Regions from separate parts of the Homo sapiens genome. Here all the other regions are linked to region 2. A link is a contact called in ENCODE Hi-C or POLR2A ChIA-PET data. All regions are on one chromosome and are shown on one strand. Each heading gives the region's core, a stretch centred on a gene start or an enhancer-like site at or near the end of the contact. The rest is flanking DNA. Distances are from core to core; before and after follow the strand shown.

Region 1 (2,918 bases), core at 113-2,612, 380 kb before region 2:
TCAGTACATGAAGATCCTTAGAAAGGGGGCCAGCACCTAGCAAGCACTTCATAAATATCAGCTACTAAAAAATACCAGGAGAGAAAGCCCAATGGGCTCAGCCGAGGACATGTATTCCCTCTGGGGGTGGGTGAGGCCAGTGGAGGCTCTTAACTGACAGTCCCACAGAGACCCACATGCAGCAGTATCTTCAAGGAGCAGCTCTCCAAGAAACACAGAAGTACACTGACAGAAGAAGGGGGAAAGGATACTGGGCAGGCAAGAACATAAGTGCCCATGATGACTTCTCAGCTCCCCAGGACAGAAAAAGGGTCCGACTCCAACATCTACAGGTTTGATCTAGGGCAGTGGCTGGGAAGAAGGAAGAAGATTGAGAGGCATGTCTAACAACGTCCAAGCAATCTCCCTACCAAAGCAGCCCATGACCCTTGAAAGATATTGCTTCAGAAGAAAGTCAGATGGCAAAAGGTCGTCCCGCTCCCATGCAATCATTCATTGCCCCCTCTCCTGCCACTGGCAAACCGTGATTAATTCCTGTGGCAGCCGCAGAAATCATTCCTAATGAATTTCTAATGAACTCATTTGGTGTTAATGCGGTGTGTAATTCTGCAGGACACTCGTTGTAATTTAGCCTTATTAAATCTCTAGTTATTGGGAACTACTATTGCTCTAAGCTCATAAGCAGGAGAAAAGTAATTATGCAGAGCAAGCGGTTAAATTATGAAAAGGATTGGACATTCTGAGAAGGCTGAGACGTGGCTGCTCCTGTGTTTTCTCCCTGGGGTGCACTGCTCTACAAAGGTGAGCAGGCTGTGCAGGTCTTCGAGCTGAGGCAAGAATGCCCACCTTGACTTCTGTTCTGCAGTGTTAGAGCTGTGCAGGCTGCCCCTGTGTTCTGGTATTTTTAAGGGCCAACCAAAGGTGGCCTTGTCCCCACATGATCTACCCCACTTGCCCACTGCTTGGGCCTGAATTTCCACCATAGGGATAGATTCCTTCATGTTTGAGGTGCTGTTCCAGGTTGAAAGGTAACTTGTACCACAGTTCAGAGAGCAGTCACTGATAGGTTATCTCATCTGATGATCACAGCTTCTCAATTATTGTCATTAAAACCCTTTGACAGATAAGGAGATTAAAGTTCACAGAGGTGAAGCCACTGGGCTCCCAAGGTCATCACTGGGTGCCAGAACTAGGAACAGAGCCCATATCTCCTGGTAACCAGGTGAATTCTCTTTCCAGCTTACCTGTCATTCATTGCCTGCTGTGTTTTTCATGCATATGTGACTCATGCTTCCACCTAGATCACATGTTTCTTGAGGTCAGAGCCCTTTCTGTGATCTGCTTTACCTGTTTGACTTGCCTTGGTACAGAGAATGGAGCTGCAAGACTCCCCTGGTCAGATCACGTCGGGTCTCCTGAAGACACCAGGAGGATTCTACTGTGCACAGGTTGATTGTATGTCTCCTTTTCCCACTTCTTCCTGAAATTTTCTTATTATACTTTTGATTAAAATGTATGTCTTAGGTTGCTTTCTGTTGCTACAGCTGAATACCTGAGACTGTATATATAGACATAGAAAAGGGCTGGACGCAGTGGCTCATGCCTGTACTCCCAGCACTTTGAGAGGCCAAGGCTGGGGAATCACTTCCGGCCAGGAGTTTAAGACCAGCCTAGGCAACATAGTGAGACCCCCGTCTCTAAAAATAAAAGAAAAGGAAAAAAAGACAAAAAAGACGATGATTTATTGCAGTTTTGGAGACTGGGAAGTCCAAGGTCTAGGGGGCACAACTGGTGAGAGGCTTCTTGCTGGTGGGGACTCTCTGTAGAATACCAAGACGGTACAGAGCATCACATGGCAAGGGGAGCTCACTGAGAGCCAAACTGGCTTTATTTATTTATTTTAATTTTTTGAGACAGGGTCTCACTTTGTCACCCAGGCTGGAGTGCATGGGGCAATCACTGTTCACTGAACCCTCAACCTCCCAGGCTCAAATAATCCTCCTGCCTCAGTCCCCCAAGTAGCTAGGAATACAGGTGTGGGCCACCACACCCGACTAATTTTTGTTTTTTTATTTTTTTGTGGAGAGAGATTTCACCATGTTGCCCAGGCTGGTCTCAAACTCCTGGGCTCAAGTGATTTGCCTGCCTTGGCCTCCCAAGGTTCTGGGATTATAGGCATGAGCCACCACACCAGACCTTTATTTATTTCTGAGAAAGGGTCTTGCTCTGTTGCCCAGATCAGAGTGCAGTGATGCAAAGATGGCTCACTGCAGCCTCAGCCTCTGGAGTAGCTGGGACAACAGGTGTGAGCCACCACACTTGACTAATTCTTTTTTTTTTAGAAATGGGGTCTCCCTGCTGGGTGCAGTGGCTCACGCCTGTAATCGCAGTACTCTGGGAGGCCGAGGCAGGCAAATCACAAGGTCAGGAGTTTGAGACCAGCCTGGCCAACATGGTGAAACCCCGTCCCTACCAAAAATACAAAAAATTAGTTGGGTGTAGTGGCAGGCACCTGAAATCCCACCAACTTGGGAGGCTGAGGCAGGAGAATTGCTTGAATCCGGGAGGCAGAGGTTGCAGTGAGCCGAGATCACACCACTGCACTCCAGCCTGGGCAACAGAGTGAGACTCCCTACAAAAAAAAAAAAAGAAAAGAAAGAAAGAAAAAAAGAAATGGGGTCTCCCTATGTTGGCCAGGTTTGTCTTGCATGCCTGGCCTCAAGCAATGCTCCTGCTTTGGCCTCCCAAAGTTCTGAGATTATAGGCATAAGCCACAGTGCCTGGCTCCCACTCTCATGATAACTAATCCACTCTTATGATAACCCATTAATCCTTTAATTTATTAGTGGATTAATTCATTAATGAGGGCAGAGTCTTCATGATCCTATCACCTCTTGCTATAGTTACATGGGGTAGTA
Region 2 (3,114 bases), core at 236-2,735:
GCTGGAAGAGGCAAGGAAGGATCTTTTCCCTACAGGTTTCTGAGAAGCATGGCCCCACCAACACTTAGGTCTTGGACTTCCAGCCTCCAGAACTGTGAGACAACACATTGCTGTTGTTCTAAGTCACCAGTCTGTGGTACTTCATTATGGCAGCCCTAGGAAACTAATCCAGCAAATATGACTCTGTGCTCCTTTTAAGCCAGACCCAAGTCTGAAGTCTGAGCAGAGCAGTTCATAGTCTGCCTGCTGGGAAAGCTGCTGGCCTCCACCCTGGGGAGACAGTGCTTCTGTTCCACAGCTAGGAACAAGGAGAGTCTCCACCCTCACTTTAGACCTGGTCTCCCTGCTCTTCTCTCCTCTGCCTTGGAGGCCCATAAGCCTTTTAAAAACAAGCAGAACCCTTAATGTCCACTTTTCCTTGTGTGTGGGCAGGGCTGTTTCCTTGTGCTGGGCTGCTGGGCCATGGAATGTGACCTCTCTCTGTGGAAAGAGCCCAGAGCGAGCATTGCCAGCAGAGTTGGCAGGTACCGAGCTACCCAGGGTGCAGACACCTGTTGCTTGAATCTATTTGTGGAAACCTCCTGAGTGCTCACTGCCTACAGGAAGGGCTTGGGCTGCTCACCAGATGAGTCACTTCTGCATTGTCATAAGAAGACTTTACAGTTAAGTGCCCATCCCAGGTTCCCAGGGCCGCAGGAGCACACCAACTGATTTAGTGCCTGGACTGACTTTATAAGACAGACTGGGCATCCCCATTTTACTGATGAAGAAACTGAGGCCCAGGCGAATGAAGGGATTTACCCAGGGTAATAAAATTAGTTGACACAACTGAGACAAAGGAGCTGCATATGGGAAGAACTGGATGCTTACATGATAAAATCTAGGTGCAGGGGGCTGGGTACCTGAGGGGGCAGTAGGAGAGGCAACTCCCCAAGGGAAGCGCTGAGAAATGGGAGACTGGAGGGCCAAGAGGCCTCGGCTTTGGAATCAGAGCCAGGTTTGCATCCAGGTTCTGCCAAATACTAGCTGTGCAACTGGGTGAGTTGCTCTCCATGCCTCAGTTTATCTGATAAAGAAAATAGTTATGCCTCCTTTGTGGGTTGTTCTGACCATTAGATGAGAGGATACATGTATTTAAGTTGGTGTCTGGTATCTGTGAATCATTCCCTAACTCACTAGTATTATTATCGTGGTAGTGATTAGCAGCCTCTAATTACCCTGTGCCTTTGCCTGGAGCTGACCTGCGGCTGTGGCCTCTTCTGAGGTGGGAGGGGCCTGACAGGGGCAGGGAGTGGTTGGTCAGGGAAATGGGCCAGGAGAGGCCCTCCACAGCTGTTGGGAACTGGAGAGCCATCAGGAACCAAGCCCTCAGAGGTGATTTCTGTTGCTAACTTTAAGGGCCTGTGAACAAAACAAATAAAACCTGGTGGGAAGTTTTTCAAAATGTTCTCAGGTGCTGCCAAGCCTCAATATGTTTTCTGAGCCACACCAAGGCAGCCTCATCCCCCACTCCCTGTAGAGGCAAGGGACTGTGACCCTTTCAGGGTAACAATGCATATGAGCAATGTAGCAACTTGGGCAGTACTTGTTCTTTTTCCCCTAAGGAGGCCCGTGGCTCTCACTCATGCACTCTTCATGCTGAGCTGCACCCAGTGGCAAAGAAACAGGGCTAGGGTAAAATGAGGTCCAGGAGGTCAGCTCTGCTGAAGGTGAATATTAACTGTGGAGCCCCTCAGGTGTTGAATAAGAGGGCAAATTTCCAGACGCTTCACTCTTTTCTCATAGAAGCATCTATTCCCTGCCTATCCCCCAGCATAGATCTGACAGTGACTCTTCTCTGCTGAAATCTTCCATGGCTCCCTATTGCCCATACCCTATGGGATGAAGTTGAAATTTCTTATCCTGGCATTCGAGGGCTTTGAGGATCTGGCCTCAGTCTACTTCTGAAGCCTGTCCCTTGTTGGGTTCCACATGAACCCAAACTCCAGCCATACCCAGGACTTGCAGTTCTCCAAATGCACCCATAAATTCTACCCCACTGTGTCTTTGCTTTTGCCTGCAGGACAGGCTGGTGTAATGGAGACATGGTAGGTGCTCAATACATGTTTGCTGAATTGGTCATACTTTATTTTATCATCTTGTCATGTTTAAAGACAATTCCTGACAAAACTGTGAGCAAAATAAAATGGCTATTTTAAGCCACTACGTTTTAAGGTAATTTGTTGCACAACAACAGGGAATCAGAGCATCAAATTAATTTAGTTTTTAAAAAATGACCTAGGTATTAGTCATCCAGTATTAAAGACGGGAGACAAGTCTTGATTTTAAAAATGAGATAAGCTTCATCACCGAGCTTTTTGATGACAGAATGCTCAATTCACAGGGAGAGTACACTCAATATCAGCTTTGACAGGGAGAGAAAAGTGAGAGCAGGCGACTGCAGCAATGGTGGCATTTAATCTGCTATGCCCTGCCTTTGTCCTGAGGTGTTGGGCTGGGACCTCTCAGTCTCTCTATGCCGAAGCTGCTGGCTATTTTCATTTCCTGCAGGAGATGCCATGATGAAAACAAGATACTTAGAAATAAATGAAATGAATTAGCTCAGGAAGTCTTTTCTAGCACAGGACCAAAAAGTCTGTCTTGGGATGGAGACCCATACTAATTATTCTAGAAACAAGAAAACTGCTCGCTTGCTCTCTTTCTTTCTCTTTCTTTCTTTCTTTCATTCTTTCTCTCCCTCTCTCCCTCCCTCCCTCCTTTCTTTCCCTTTCTTTCTCTTTCTTTCTTTCATTCTTTCTCTCCCTCCCTCCCTCCTTTCTTTCTTTCTTTCTCTTTCTTTCTTTCTTTCTTTCCTTCCTTCCTTCCTTCCTTCCTTCCTTCCTTCCTTCCTTCCTTCTTCCTTTCATCTTCTCTCTCTCTCTCACTTGCTGCAACTTCCATCTCCTGGATTCAAGAGATTCTTGTGCCTCAGCCTCCCAAGTATCTGGGATTAAAGGCATGTGCCACCATGCTGGCTAATTTTTGTATATTTAGTAGAGATGGGGGTCTCACCGTGTTGGCCACGCTGGTCTCAAACTCCTGGCCTCAAGTGATCTGCCTGCCTTGGCCTCCCAA
Region 3 (2,926 bases), core at 380-2,879, 490 kb after region 2:
CTCCATTGTTAAAATGCAGGTTCCTGAGCCCCATCCCAGATCTGAATCACAATCTCCAAGCATCAGCCCCAAGAACCTGAATTTTGTTGTTACATGCAGATAAAGTACGAGAACCACTTCCTCCATGGGTGAACTGAACTTACCAAAATAGTCAGTCCCGAGGGGCAGAGATGGCGTAGGTGCCAGTTCTTCTTTCTCATCCTAGATGCTCAGAGTCAAATTCTTGGCTCAGCAATAGACAAGTGATTTCACTGTGGGAAGACAATTCAGAGCCCTGTTCCAGGCTCCTCACATTGATTCTCTCTGTCTTCTTCCACTCCTCTTTGTCATCTTTGATGTCCCCTTGTGAGCTACGAAAAGACTTTCTGGGACACGACAGGATAAAAAAATAAATAAGTGCAAGCAGCCATTCATTAAACGTTTAGCCAGGATGCTGCTTTAACTGCATCCCATCATATCTCATTAATCTTCACACCAGTCCTGAGATCAGGTACTATTATTAACCCGATTTTACAGATGTGAGGAACTGAGGCTTAACGAAGGTAAGTAACTTGCAGGTGCGGGTATCCAGCTCTCTAACTCCAGAGCCCATGCTCTTAAAACCCTATTACTTGTCCCTGGTGGAGGTGAACACTGGGGGCCCTTTCATATAGGACTAGCCCTCGGGCTGCAATCTGAGCGGAAAAGGGAGGATGAGGGCATACTTCGAAGCTTCTTTTGCATAACTGGCGCTGGATTTTTACTGAGACTTTACGTTACAGTTTTTTTTTTTTAATTTTCAAGGTGCTTTTACGAACACATGAATAAAATATTTGTGTCATTTTGAACCTTACTTGTCTTATTTTATGCATGTATTTATTTATGGGGGGGCACAAGGACTCATCTGTGGTGGTGCAGCCACTGTAAATAAATTAGTGAAACTACTTCACGTCAATTTCTGTTCAGTACACTTTAGTGATGGATCGGAGGAAATTAATACATGTTTACAAAAAGCCCCTCCCCCAGTTGTTACATATGCCTCAGAGATACCAGTTGTGAAAAGTGCAGGTGCACTTACACACATACGCACACACACCCCACAAATGGTATCATACGAAAAAACATACCTGCAATCTGCTTTGTCCACTTAATTGTATATCTTGGATACAGAACTTGTTTCACTGGAAGGCTAAAAGGCAAAGTCTGGGGAGGCCTAGAGGACACAGGGGATGGGAGGAGGCGCTCTGAGCTGGATGTAAGGTCTCCACCCACGGCCAGAGCACAAGGTCGGATAACCAGTGGGCCTGCCGGCTTGGCTGCCTGGGCCCTCCCCTGCCGAGACAAACGGCTGGAGGGAGGAAGTGTGCGGCTGGGAAGCTCCGCTGCTCTGGCCCGGGTTTCCCATTTCCCCCTTCCCGCGCTGAGACGGCGAGGAAAGTTAGCCCGGAAATCTGCGCCCGCCTAAAACCCGGCCTGGTCCCAGCCACCGCCCCAGGAACTTCCCCCACCGCAGGGGCGGAGGTCGAGAGCAGGGATGGAGAAGTGGACCTGCGCGGGTGGACTCCGGGGCGCGGGTGGACTCCGGGGCGCGGGGGGACTCCGAGGAGCGGGTGGACTGTGGGGCGCGGGTACCGTCTCGCAGCGACCTCTGTCGGCGGCTCTGGGGATGGCCCGCATCTGTCTGCGTGTACCTGGTATACGTGCAGGTACATGTTCCTGTTCACGTGCAGACTGGGCGGGGGATGGGGGGGTCCACACCGGTGTACACCTTTGCATACCTCTTAGCAACTTGAAATTCCACCACGAGAGATATCTTTATTCCGCTATTCCTGTGCATCTGCACGGAGCCCCTAGGGCCATAGATTTGTGTGCAAATGAAATGAGGATGTAGTCTGGGTGCCCAAGGGGGGGTGCCTTGAGTGTGGTTGTCTGTATGCCTCCCTGAGGGTATTTCACTTTCTGCTCCCATCCGCCCCTATGAGCGAGTACCTATGAGCACAGGATGTGCACATATTTGAGTCTTATTAGTGGTACACGCAGTTTTATCATCTCCCCAGGTCTGTGTCTGTATGAAATGTGCATGGGTGTGTGTGTGCACGCGTGTGTTCCCACTCGGGGAATGTGGGGAGAGGTGCATGGAGCCAAGATGGGTGGTAAATAGTATGTTTCTGAAATTAAAGGACTAATGTGGAGGAAGGCGCCCCAGATGTACTAAACCCTTTGCCCTTCATCTCATCCTCTCTGACTTGGGAAGAACCAGGATTTTGTTTTTAAGCCCTTGGGCATACAGTTGTTCCATCCCGACATGAACTCAGCCTCCCGTCTGACCGCCCCTTGGCCTTCCTTCTTCCTCGATCTGTGGAACCCAGGGAATCTGCCTAGTGCTGTCTCCAAGCACCTTGGCCATGATGTAAACCCAGAGAAATTAGCATCTCCATCTCCTTCCTTATTCCCCACCCAAAAGTCATTTCCTCTTAGTTCATTACCTGGGATTTTGATGTCTATGTTCCCTCCTCGTTATTGATACACACACAGAGAGAGACAAACAAAAAAGGAACTTCTTGAAATTCCCCCAGAAGGTTTTGAGAGTTGTTTTCAATGTTGCAACAAGTCAGTTTCTAGTTTAAGTTTCCATCAGAAAGGAGTAGAGTATATAAGTTCCAGTACCAGCAACAGCAGCAGAAGAAACAACATCTGTTTCAGGGCCATTGGACTCTCCGTCCTGCCCAGAGCAAGGTAAGCACTTCCCAAGCCCCTACCTCCCTCCCCTCCCTGTGGGCCTGCAGCTGTCCAGGTGTAGAAACCGTTAGTGTGCTACCCCAGCAGCTGGCAGGAGGGAGTTGGTGGATTCCTGGAAGCATCCCTGGTGAGTCATCTGCTGGAACATTAGTGAAAACTTAGTACTCTAGGGACCGATGTACAGTGTCCATTTTAAAAGCCACCTAAT

Evidence for each region. A loop is a pair of places that touch in the nucleus more often than their neighbours do. ChIA-PET counts read pairs that join two places held with the same protein, here RNA polymerase II (POLR2A). Pooled maps may share reads with other maps.
Region 1: POLR2A ChIA-PET joins it to region 2 with 10 read pairs in HEK293. The contact joins the promoter of FABP6-AS1 here to the enhancer-like site in region 2. POLR2A ChIA-PET finds 5 or more read pairs at or near these places in 2 of 52 experiments (HEK293 and activated T-cell).
Region 3: a loop to region 2 is called in a pooled map, with 2.7 times the contacts of the local background. The contact joins the promoter of IL12B-AS1 here to the enhancer-like site in region 2. A Hi-C loop is called at or near these places in 1 of 37 single-sample maps with no recorded cell type and 2 of 50 pooled maps.

The regions. Positions count from the first base shown.
Region 1 is chr5:160,208,514-160,211,431 of GRCh38, reverse strand. FABP6-AS1 (FABP6 antisense RNA 1) reads left to right here and starts at 1,362. Exons shown (of 4, transcript XR_941148.3): 1 at 1,362-1,455. It also overlaps a transcript of FABP6 not described here.
Region 2 is chr5:159,824,087-159,827,200 of GRCh38, reverse strand. The region is part of intron 2 of LINC01847 (long intergenic non-protein coding RNA 1847); the gene reads left to right. Among named protein-coding and RNA genes, the nearest start is that of LINC01847, 46 kb to the left of the region's middle. Within about 2 kb of position 1,485, at least 9 of the 41 ENCODE cell types and tissues checked have a DNase peak (open chromatin) inside an H3K27ac peak, as active enhancers do.
Region 3 is chr5:159,330,221-159,333,146 of GRCh38, reverse strand. IL12B-AS1 (IL12B antisense RNA 1) reads right to left here and starts at 1,629. Exons shown (of 5, transcript NR_037889.1): 1 at 1,107-1,629; 2 at 144-365. IL12B (interleukin 12B) reads left to right here and starts at 2,660. Exons shown (of 8, transcript NM_002187.3): 1 at 2,660-2,715.